Regions from separate parts of the Mus musculus genome. Here region 1 is linked to region 2. The links are chromatin contacts, found by Hi-C or POLR2A ChIA-PET in ENCODE. All regions are on one chromosome and are shown on one strand. Each heading gives the region's core, a stretch centred on a gene start or an enhancer-like site at or near the end of the contact. The rest is flanking DNA. Distances are from core to core; before and after follow the strand shown. Region 1 overlaps Pvt1 (Pvt1 oncogene). Region 2 holds the start of Myc (myelocytomatosis oncogene).

The links. Hi-C counts contacts between places; a loop is a spot of excess contacts on that map. ChIA-PET counts read pairs that join two places held with the same protein, here RNA polymerase II (POLR2A).
Region 1: a loop to region 2 is called in a map of heart, with 3 times the contacts of the local background. The contact joins the enhancer-like site here to the promoter of Myc in region 2. A Hi-C loop is called at or near these places in 10 of 37 maps with a recorded cell type or tissue (CH12.LX, T-helper 1 cell, T-helper 17 cell and 3 more). POLR2A ChIA-PET finds 5 or more read pairs at or near these places in 1 of 5 experiments (Patski).

Annotation. Positions count from the first base shown.
Region 1 is chr15:62,254,207-62,259,809 of GRCm38, reverse strand. Pvt1 (Pvt1 oncogene) reads right to left here. Exons shown (of 5, transcript NR_132747.1): 5 at 1-1,389. Among named protein-coding and RNA genes, the nearest start is that of Pvt1, 220 kb to the right of the region's middle. Within about 2 kb of position 1,634, at least 2 of the 3 ENCODE cell types and tissues checked have a DNase peak (open chromatin) inside an H3K27ac peak, as active enhancers do; they include heart, where a contact is called at or near this core.
Region 2 is chr15:61,982,456-61,988,605 of GRCm38, reverse strand. It overlaps Myc (myelocytomatosis oncogene), which reads right to left and starts at 3,265. Exons shown (of 3, transcript NM_001177352.1): 1 at 2,655-3,265; 2 at 328-1,099. The coding sequence starts at 1,084.

The DNA.
Region 1 (5,603 bases), core at 385-2,884, 270 kb before region 2:
GGGAACGTGCCAGGGCTCATGAGAACAGAGTTGGGCCTCCAGAGAAAACGATGAGCATGAGATCTTAGAAATCCAGGCTACTTCTCAGAGCATAACCAAGACTCAGTTCCAACGTGGAGACTATGTTTCCACTTCCATCCGAGGTAAGAGGCCCTCCCTCTATTGTAGGTTGTTCCTGAGCTGCTTAGGCCAGTGCTTTTGCCAGGAAGAAAGAAGTAGAGGACACTTCCAACCTGGGAGAAGCCCAGAAGACGCTCTTCTCTAAAGAGAACGTGTCCCTTGTATGAATGATGCAGACATCCAGAGGACAGGGAGGGCTGCAAGTCCACTTAGCTGGAGATTCGGAACTGACAGGCATAGCCTTGCCTGAAGGCCAGGCCTTTATCCATCTTAAGATGGCTTGGACCTGTGAAAGGAATTCTGATAGGAAGAATATAGAGATGGCTGCCTGGCTGCCTCCAGGAGTTTGACACACACTGTGCCACACACAGTAGGCAGCTATGCCCCTGTTTCTGTGTCCAACTCCAGGCTATGGCCAGGCAGGACATGTCATGGCTGGTCAGCATGGTTGTACCTACTCAGTTGAATCATTAAGCAAGAGCTAGAGCTATGGACACCATGCTTATATAATACAGACAGAATGAAGACAGGGAAACTGAGGCCCAGGAGCCACTAGGGATCTCTGCAAATAACAATGCTCCAGGCACCATAGTAAACTTTTTCTGAAGATCGCTAAGGATATTGAATCCTCACAATGGCACAGTGCACTCTTATACGTCACTGCCCTAGTGTTTTTTCCTATTGCTGTGATAAACACCACGACCAACAGTAACAGAGAGGAAAGAAGGGTTTGTTTGGCTTACATGTTTGCATCAGTCATTCGCTGAGGAAATTAAGGGCAGGAGCAGAGACAGGGACCATGGAGGAGACCTACTTACTGGCTTGCTCCCAGGCGCATGCTTAGCTTCCCTTCTGATATAAGCCAGGACCCCATGTCCAGGAGATGGCACCACCCACAGTGGGCTAAGCTGTCCTCCATCAATTAGCAACTATGAAAAGGCCTCAGAGACATGCCTACGGGCTAATCAAATGTAGGCAACTCCTCAACGGAGATTCCTTCTTCCCAGGTACCAGGGAATATCAAAGTGACCAAAAAGCAAATAGCAGAGCCATGTGTACTGTAACCTATATTGTCAATCAGTGTGTTGTAGGTGTGACCGTGGTTAGAAACCTTAAGCATGAGCCATTTCCGGGGTTGTTCTTGCTCTCCTTATGAAGAGGATAGTGAGGATGAACTCAGGCTGTTTAGCACTATCCATCTTTTTCCCCAACACGCTCATGTCCTTTAATATTTGACTCCTGTTGGAAAACCACACTGGAGAGCCGAGCCTGTAGGAAAAAGAAAGTGGAGAAGGTAAAAGAATTGTCTTGGAGCCACTGAAGACCTAAGCTTTTCCCCTTCTAGTCCCCCAGAAGGGGAAAGAAACTGTATTTGCCAGCAGACTTAGGGATGGTTCTGAATAAAGGTTTGCACGCTTTTCCAGAGTGCAAACAATGCTAGCTAGGGACAGCCCTGAGGCTCATGGGCACACAGGCTTAGCAGGCAAGGAGGCGGGGCTGGATGGAGCTGGACAGGACCCAGCACACAGCTTTGTATAATGAGCTCAGTCAGCCCTGTGGGGTCACTCCAGAACACCAGGGCAACCTCCGTACCAGAAAAACAAACTCATGATCCCTGGCCAGGCAGGCACCATCCAAAGAGTAAACAGGAGTGATCACACCCCAGGGACCCCCCCCCCCCAATACTCCTCCCTGTCCTGTTGGGCTAATAATAATCTCAGTAAGTAACATGCACAGTGGATTAATGTGTCAGGCACATGGGCCCAGGGGCTTGTATACACCTTTTTAACCATCAGAAAGCCCTTGGTGTGAGTGGACAGGAAAAACAACTTCCAGCATTCTGCGGCAGCATACAGGAAAGAGGAGCTACAACATATCACAAGAGAGCCGCCAGGTTGTGACTGTTTCCATACACAATGATGTTTTTGAGATGATTGACAACTCATTAGCCTGACCCCAATTGTACGTTTGCATGTATTGAGATGCCTTACCACACCGATAAATATACACAATTACCATAAAATATGGGAATGATTAAAAAAATATCCATTTTACAAGTGAGAAATTAGGATTCACGGGTCCCTTAAGCTATATAATAGTAGAATGTAAGTGAGACTCTAGGCTGCTCCAGTGACTGCCACATGAGGTTGGGTTGCTGGAGCTGGCACAGTGAATGCATATACACAGATAAGCATGTCACTAAGGAGCCTTGTCTCATTGGTAAAATGGGACCACAGGTTCTAGGCTGGCATTGTGGATGGAGATACAGCTGTTCATAACTGACAAGCATCCTGTAGTTGCCTGTAGTTCCTGTGTAACTTGTGTAGGATCTCAGGCTCACAGCCTCTGACATCTCCCACACTGTGGGATGAAACTAACTTTGGATCTGAAGTTTCCTGTGTGCTCCCACAAGGACCCAACCCAGCCCTGGGCAGTGCTTTCAATTTGATGAAACCTTTAAAGTTCAAGCCTAACAGTAGTTCCAAAGGTCTTACAGGAATGTGTGTTCAGTCCCTGGTCACCCCTCCTACTCCAGCATTTTTTGCCCTTCTGTTCTTTCACCTTATTTTGCATAATTGTGTATTAAAATATCCATACTCCCTTGTGCAAACATTGAAGGGCAGGGCAATCCTTTTATCCTTGAACTATAACAAAAATAAGTTAGGGACTGGATGCTATGTCTCCATATCCATGTGATACAATACTGACCTCTGTTCTGGGGGTGGGATGCGTTGTGTGAGTTTGTGTGTGTATGTGCATGTGTCTGGGTAGGCTCTGGTGGTGTGTTAATTGGTGTGTTACTATGACAGAGTACCTGCAGAGTAGCCTGAGGGAGGAGATGTTTATTGTTGGCTCATGATTTTAACGGATTTCGACCTTTAAAAGAGAAAGAGGTACAGTGGCTGGTGGTATTCATGGTGTGAGCAGCAGCTTTTGTCAGATCAGAAAGCAGAGAGGGAAGCAAGGGCCCGGTGACTCGGTTCAAAGCACATCTTTACTAACCAACCTCTTCTAGACAGCTAATACCTCCCTAAGGCTCCAGTGATCTGAATGATCTGTCTGGGAAGGCTGCACTCTTGGATGGGGACCAGCGTTTACACATAAGCCTATTGGTGGCTACATGTCAGATTTGAACCATGATAGAAGCTATATTCATTGCTTTTTGTTGTTGCTGCTGCTGCTGCGATAAGACATCATGACCAAAAGCAACTTACAAAAGGGACTGTCATTTTGGGTTACAGTTCCAGACAGGGATTCCACAATGGCAGGGAGCGGGAGTCAGAAAGATCACATCTTTATCCACACCCAAGAAGCCAAGAAAGGAAACTGTAAGTTATGAACTTTCAAAATCCCCCAGCTTTGTGACATACTTCCTTCTGTCAAGGCTGCATTTCCTAAAGGTTCCACAACATCCCAAAGCAGTGCCAACTGAGAAACACCTGAGCCTAGGGGGGGAGAGGGAGGGGGCAGGGGGTTTGCCCGGGAGCATTATTCAACTTCAAGTCAACATGGTTGATTAGAACGTGAAATTGAGGCCCTTGTGAATAGGATTCGTATTTTTACAAAAGACACTCCTTAGCCCTTCTGCTAAAGACTGAGAGCACAAAAATTACATGGTTGTCTGTATAAGAGAAAAGACATTGAGCATGCCTTATTCAAAGGTATAACTGAGAAATAAATTCCTGTCCTATGAGAGTTCATGGCTCTCTCTGGGACAGCATCTACAGAACTCGGGACAGTGACAGGAGGCCTTGGAATAAGTATCACGTGAATGTGATAAGGAAAGAGACAGAGTCATAACACAACATCTCCTCATTCATGTGAATGAATCTTCCTCTAGCAAATATCGAGCTGTTTTCGCTTGGTCCTGGCTGTCTGTTTAGAGTTCCTGGCATTTTCTTCTTATTTGGTCACATGGAGAACACATTGGCACAAAGTCTGTCTCCTGGCCATGACTTTTCACCCACTTGGATGTTGCCTTTTCTGATCCTGAAGACAAACTATAAGAGATGATGTTCTATGAAACTGATGATATTGCTACTCCCAAACCCAGAAAGGAGAGAGAGAGAGAGAGAGAGAGAGAGAGAGAGAGAGAGAGAGAGAGAGAGAGAGCGACAGCCCTGTGTCCTAGTGTGGGTTTATTTGAGTATCACAGCAATAAAAGAACACTTTCCTTCACCAACAAATCTTCATCAGGTCAGATACCCAGCCTCTCATGGTGGATATTTATGGAAGACTCCGTCCCAAATTGCAGAACATTCTTTCAACTGCACATGTAACATTCAGTATGGTGTACTGCATGCGGAGCCATTCTGTAAGTCTGCAGTAACATGGAAGGAGCCAAATTCAAGCCCAGTAGCTTTCTAAGTAAGATACACAGGAAGATTAGTAAGGCACACAACTGCATTTGTTTGTGAGGTTATTTCGAGACACCATTCATAGAGAGTAGAAGCCCATCTCTGAACTGGAGAGGTACCATCCCATGGCCAGGGAGCCCCAATGAAACAAAGGGGGAAGAAGTCAGTTATTGCAGACAATCTATTTCTACTTCTGGCTATCATGGAGTGGGTAATTTCACTCTATTACTTGCTTTTGCTGCCATGGTGTTCTTCTCGAACACTAGACCATGTCAACAAAGCCAGACAACTGAACTAAAAGCCACAAGGCCAAAATCAGTCTTTCCCACCTTGGCACTGTTCCCTTTAGGAATGTATCAGACTGATAAAAAATAACTCATACAACTCACATTTATCCAGTGATGGACACGAAGTACACTTTCAATCTTGGTAATTCCACCTTCTCATCCTTTGCTCTGACATGTCTTTGCATGTCATGACAGTAGCATTTGAAGACAAAGGACATGGCTAAAGTCTTGAACATGTCATCCACTGTCAATCTGAGGGAATAAATTAACCTCCCAGGTTTTTGGTTGTTTTTTGTTTTTTGTTTTTTTTTAAATGAGATTTATACCTAGGTAAGAAGATTTCCGTGACCTGTCATAGTGGAGCTCCACTCTACTCTCCACCGTGAGGAGCACTACCTTTCACTATACTACCCAGTATAGCATGAGCTTGACTTGTTGCTGAGTCTTGTGCTGTGTGTGGTCCCAAAGGCCAAAGCGATGGCCAGAAACGCTTGATTGCCTGTGCCTTCTATGCTAGAGAGCATCCATAAAAGTAGCACCAAGATTATCGATCGATCCTACAAGCCAAGATGCTCAAGATAAAGGCAACCACATCTGCAACACTCCTTGGACTGGGAAATGAAAGGGATAAGAATTGGACCTAAGAGTTTGCCTAGACCTTTGGCTTTGGTTATATAAATGGACAATTTGTAGTGACAAGAACCTGTTATCTGGAAGAACCCCCCAAAAAAGGAAGCACATGAAATGAACAGACATGGGAAATGTACTAACAACAGTTTACCAACATAACAGTAGCAGGATCATTTCCCCATGAAGATTTCATATAGACACAAATAGA
Region 2 (6,150 bases), core at 2,016-4,515:
CCTTCCCAGGGTAATTAAAATGCTTAGGAGGGGTAAAGGGAGTGGATGGAGCTGAAAGATAAGCCAGAAGATTTAAAAACCCAAATGAAATTCCTGAGGGGTGGGAAGGGTGGGGGGTGGGGGTGACAACCAGGGCGGTCTGGGGGGGGGGGGGGGAGGGGAGGGAGGGATAGCTGAAGCACGGGAATCCAGGGATGAAGAGCTCTTAGACAGAAGGGAAAGAAAGGGGGAGCCCCGGAGGCCAATTGAATTAATGCCAATGAGTGGTGGAGAAGGAGGTCCATCCAACCTCTCGCTTCCTACCCTGCTGTGAATGGGGTAGCTTACCAGAGTCGCTGCTGGTGGTGGGCGGTGTCTCCTCATGCAGCACTAGGGGCTCAGGGCTGGCCCGTGGGGAGGACTCGGAGGACAGCAGCGAGTCCGAGGAAGGAGAGAAGGCCGTGGAATCGGACGAGGTACAGGATTTGGGCGAGCTGCTGTCGTTGAGCGGGTAGGGAAAGACCACTGAGGGGTCAATGCACTCGGACGCGGCGGCGGTGAGGTCCTGCAGGTACAGGCTGGAGGTGGAGCAGACGCTGTGCCCGCGGGCGGGGCTCAGGCTGGTGCTGTCTTTGCGCGCAGCCTGGTAGGAGGCCAGCTTCTCCGAGACCAGCTTGGCAGCGGCTGAGAAACCGCTCCACATACAGTCCTGGATGATGATGTTCTTGATGAAGGTCTCGTCGTCAGGATCGCAGATGAAGCTCTGGTTCACCATGTCTCCTCCAAGTAACTCGGTCATCATCTCCAGCTGATCGGCGGTGGAGAAGTTGCCACCGCCGCCGTCATCGTCTTCCCTTGGGGAGAAGGACGTAGCGACCGCAACATAGGATGGAGAGCAGAGCCCGGAGCGGCGGCTCGGGGACAGGGGCGGGGTGGGAAGCAGCTCGAATTTCTTCCAGATATCCTCACTGGGCGCGGGCGGCTGCAGCTCGCTCTGCTGTTGCTGGTGATAGAAATTCTCTTCCTCGTCGCAGATGAAATAGGGCTGTACGGAGTCGTAGTCGAGGTCATAGTTCCTGTTGGTGAAGTTCACGTTGAGGGGCATCGTCGTGGCTGTCTGCTGGAGGGGGCACAGCAAGGGAAGCAAGTCTAGAGTTATCCAGCTCTGGTTGGTGCGGAAACCTGGCGCAGCGCGTACCCCAATCCTGAACCACTCCCCTTTCAGCGTGCTGTACTTCCAAGTGTGTGTGTGTGTGTGTGTGTGTGTGTGTGTGTGTGTGTGTGTGTGGTTGGGGGGGAGGCATGCACTCTTTTACTCCCTACTATCAGTGACGCTCGTCGGACTAGCAGCTGCTCCGAGTCCCCGCCTCCTTCGAGCAGGGACTTAGCCCTGCAGACGCCCAGGAATCGCCATCGGCCTTGGCTTCAGAGGCTGAGGGAGGCGACTGTAGGGAATACAGTCTGCTAAGAGCCGAGGCGCAAAGTTTTGCGCCACCTGAAGGAGAAAGGCGAGAGGCGCCGCGTCGCTCGGCCCCCTCCCGTGTGCCGGCTCTCTGCGCCGCCGACCGGGTCCGAGTCCCTATTCGCGCCGTCGCCGCGCTCCTACCCAGCCGGCGCCGCCGCCCCTCTCCGCCCTCCTCTTTCTCCACCCCCAGCGCGCCCCCTTCCTTCCTTTGCCGGCTTTTCTTTCCGATTGCTGACTTGGAGGAGAGAGCTCAGTCTCCGGCTATCACAAGCCTCTCGAAATAAAAGGGGAGGGGGTGTCAAATAATAAGAGACACCTCCCTTCTACACTCTAAACCGCGACGCCACTGCACCAGAGACCCTGCAGCGATTCAGCACTGGGTGCAGGGCGTCTTCCCTCTCCCCGCCGAGGGTAGCAGCTGTTACGGAACCGCTCAGATCACGACTCACCGCAGTCTTCCTAGCAATTCAGGGGCGCGAGGGATACCCGCGGATCCCAAGTAGGAATGTGAGGATTCCCTCTGGTTTCCCCCAAGTCAACGAATCGGTCACATCCCTGTCCCAATTTTGCTTCTCCTCACTGCGCTAGCCCAACATCAAGTCCTAGTGCCGCGGGGGTCAGGCTTAAATTTTACTACGATCACTATTTTTAAAGCCAAAATAGCAACTTCTTAAAAGGCTCAGGGACGGGTTGCGATCGCCGCCGGGGATTGGCGGGCGGGACGCACCTCCGTGTCGGTCCCAGGCTGTCAGAAATGCACCAAGCTGAAATTTAAATGCCCTCTCAGAGACTGGTAAGTCAGAAGCTACGGAGCCTTCTCGCTCCCAAACGCAAAAGGTAATCCCTTCTCCAAAGACCTCAGGATTCCAAGGGCTTTCTTTGGCCACCACGAAGCGACCTCCCGGTTTGACCCCTCAAAGGACACATATCAATTAATGTAGCAAAGCAAGAATGTCCAACCGGCCGGGTCAGCGTCAGCCCATAGTAACCTCGGGAACCCCGCTTCAAAATGCATCCCGGTTTTTCCCTTCCCCTTTCCTCTGTCATCTTGACAAGTCGCTCTACCCCGACTCAGATCTACCCCAGCCTACCCCAACTACTCTTGAGAAAAGTGTCAAAAGCACAGGAATGGAAGAAAGACTGTCCTAACCGGCCGCTACATTCAAGACGCAGAAAGAACACAGGGAAAGACCACCAGATCTGTGCTTACCGGGGTTTCCAACGCCCAAAGGAAATCCAGCCTTCAAACAGCTCGAGGAGCTCTTTTCAGGAGAGCTGATCGCGGGCAGAGGCAGAGAACACTGTCCCCAAATAGACAAAAATTCCCTCCCCGGAGCCTGGGGAGTCCTGTCCTGGCTCGCAGATTGTAAGTTCCAGTGAGAAGTGTCTGCCCGCTGCAATGGGCAAAGTTTCCCAGCGGCGGCGAGGGTTGCGGCCGCTGATGTTGGGTCAGTCGCAGGGTTGGGGAGAGTGGGCGGCAGGCTCGGAGGCAAAGCCCCTCTCACTCCAGAGCTGCCTTCTTAGGTCGCCCCGGAGCGCGGCTCTGCACACACGGCTCTTCCAACCGTCCGCTCACTCCCTCTGTCTCTCGCTGGAATTACTACAGCGAGTCAGAAAAAAACGCCCGAAAAGCTTCTTTTATACTGCGACTCAGGATCCCTCCCCTCCCTTCTTTTTCCCGCCAAGCGTCGGCGAAGCCCTGCCCTTCAGGAGGCAGGAGGGGAGCTGAGTGAGGCGAGTCGGACCCGGCAGCTGAGAGCAGCGCAGCCCAGGGGTCCTCGGCCGCGCAGACCCCCGGAATATAAAGGGCGGGTGGGCGGGGATTAGCCAGAGAATCTCTCTTTCTCCCTTCCCCACCTCTCTCTATTTTTTTTTCCTCCTCTCGCTTCCCCGCCCTCTGCTTTGGGAACTCGGGAGGGGGGCTAGTGGGGAGCCGGGGAAAGAGGAGGAGGAGCCTCAGCCCCGCAGCCCAGTACTCCGGCTCCGGGGTGTAAACAGTAATAGCGCAGCATGAATTAACTGCGCGCCCGACCATTTTCTCTTGCTCGCGCGCTAGTCCTTTCCCTTTCTGTACGGTTGTTCGGGCGCAGCGCTCGGCTGAACTGTGTTCTTGCCCTGCGTATATCAGTCACCGCAGGTGGAACAGCTGCCTCGCTCCACACAATACGCCATGTACCCTGGACCGCGTCACGCACGTCCCGGGCGGCCAGGCGTCTCTCTAAGGCTGGGGAAAACAGAATTTAGAAAGGGGGAAGGACGAACGAATGAGTTATCTAGGAGCCCCCGCTCAGTGTGTGGAGTGATAGAGGGTGATCAACCGCAGATGAGGTCTATGCAGGAAAAACGATGTCTGGAATTTTATTAAAATTGCTCAGCAACTCACTGCCACGTATACTTGGAGAGCCACTTAGGGATAAACAGCCACTCCATCTCGCGGGGAAGGCATTGTGTATTTTGCCTTTGGTCGTACAGTTATGTTGACTGGGCACATTCTTTCCAGAACGACCCCCCCCCCCAATTTGCTGCCAAAAGGCAGATTCCCCCCCCCCCCCACACACACACTCCAGCACCTCCGGTTCGGACTTCCACCCGGCGGGTGGTGTGGAGGCGGCTCTTTCCCCTGTAGGTCTCCCTGCGCAGTCCAGTAAAGTGGCGGCGGGTGCGCTCTACCCGGCTCCTCCGGGAGGAGTCTCTGCCGGTCTACACCCCATACACCTCCACACAGTTCCAGGGCCACAGTCGGTTTTCACAAGAGGCAAATCCTCTTTGCCCCTGTGGAGCCAGTTTGCAGCAGACTCTGGTTTAGGAGCTGGGGTGGGGAAAATCAAGGCGCTAGACGCGAGAATATGCCATGAATTGGGGGGTTGGGGAAAACCCGGACTTCCCAGAAAGGGGGAGGAGTGAATTGCCAACCCAGATCTGGGGAGCCTGCAGAGACCCTAGAATAAAGAAAACCGTTAACCCCTTCCTCCCAGGACAAACCCAAGCTTTCCCCTTTTATTACTGGAATCGTAATTATGCACTTAAAAAAAAAAGTCGGCCCTGATCAGATCAAAGTAACGTTACATTTTTGCCTTCGTATGTGTGTGTTAAGCTAATTAAAAGCTGATTTTAATTTATACATTAATTTCCCAGTTTCCTTTTTCCTGAATACTACGCTGTGCATTCTGTACAATCCCCAAACGTATACATACACACTTTATATATACACGATAATCTAGCTTATTAACCAACCAGAAACATGAGTCTTTTGCTCTGTGCATTGGTTCTAGATTTATTATATAATGCATATTCCCTCGGGATTTGCTTATCCTACACTTTAAAACCCAAAGAAGTCTTCTTATTCCGGACTCCTCGCCCCAAGGCACTTAAAGAAACCTCTCTCACTGCTACCCGGTTTAAAAAAAAAAAAAAAAAAAAAAAAGAAAGAAAAGAAAATACAGTAGCGTGTATAAGGTGCTCATTGTTCAAAGTTGTTATTAGCCACTGAGTTTGCAATTTAGGATTCAGCTGTTGAATGATAGTATCTTCCTTCATCGAGCTCATTGCACAATTCAGCTTTAAGGATTGCAAAATGACTACAGCCTCTAGGATTTTGCCTCAAACACCAAGAGCCACCAATCCCTAGTCTGCGTTTTGCTGCAGAGACTCTTTCCCCGCCCCCTCACCCCCCACCACCCGGGTTGTGGCTCTCGGATTTGTGAAAGTAAAGTAAGTGTGCCCTCTACTGGCCACAGAGACCACAGCGTTGCGAAGCCAACGAGGGCGGAGGTCGGATGGGGGCAGGGCTGCAGGGTTTCCAGGTTCTGGGAAGATGCTTCCTTGCCTAAGACAAGCTTCCGGTCATCCTTTAAATGACTCTTTTAGGCTGCAAAGGAGGCAAAGGAAGAGAAATTACTAGAGAAAAAAATGGTTCAGAGGTGGCTATTCAGTTGCAAAGAGGGGGAGTAGATGAACCCATCCCTACTTTCTGACAGTCACCCAAAACAGAGCCCTAGTTGTGGATGGGGAAAATGAATGAGTCACAGGTATACAAGTGAAGGAGATCTAACAGAAACGGAAAGGCAATAGAACAAGTTTTAGCACCCATGTCTCACACCTTTGTCGTGTTGTAAGCTGGACGTGTCAAAGCAGAGCATTGAATTTTACTGGGCAAAAGGAGTCAGAATGCAAGGCAGGAGCATTAGCTTATTATTGCCTTGTTTTATTATTATTATTATTATTATCATTATTATCATTATTATTATTTTGGGGTTTTTTTTTTGAGAGAGATTCTCACGACTATTCTTTGCTAGCCTGAAACTCACACAGTTTTATTAGTTTTGTATAACTGTTTTTCCTCTTCCTCTTCTTTATAAAAGATCTTATGCATCCCAGCACATATCCCACCACACCTGGCCTTATGCCTCGATAAATGAGAATGGAATCCCGGGTGGGGAGGGCATGCTATGTGAGCCCTCTAGCAACTAAACTGAATCTTGAGCCTCCAAATTTTGCTTTTATGTTCTTAAGGATGCTCACCCTCAGCCCGACTGCTTACGAATTGGGTGGTTGAACTATATTAGTGAAGAGAAAGAGTGAGATTCCTTTGCCAAAATATTTTAGAGAGCCATTTTATTAAAAGGTTGGAATTTTAGGTAGGCGTGGTGATGAATGCCTTGAATCCCAATCATCTGGGATGGAGAAGCTAGAGGATCAGGTCACGC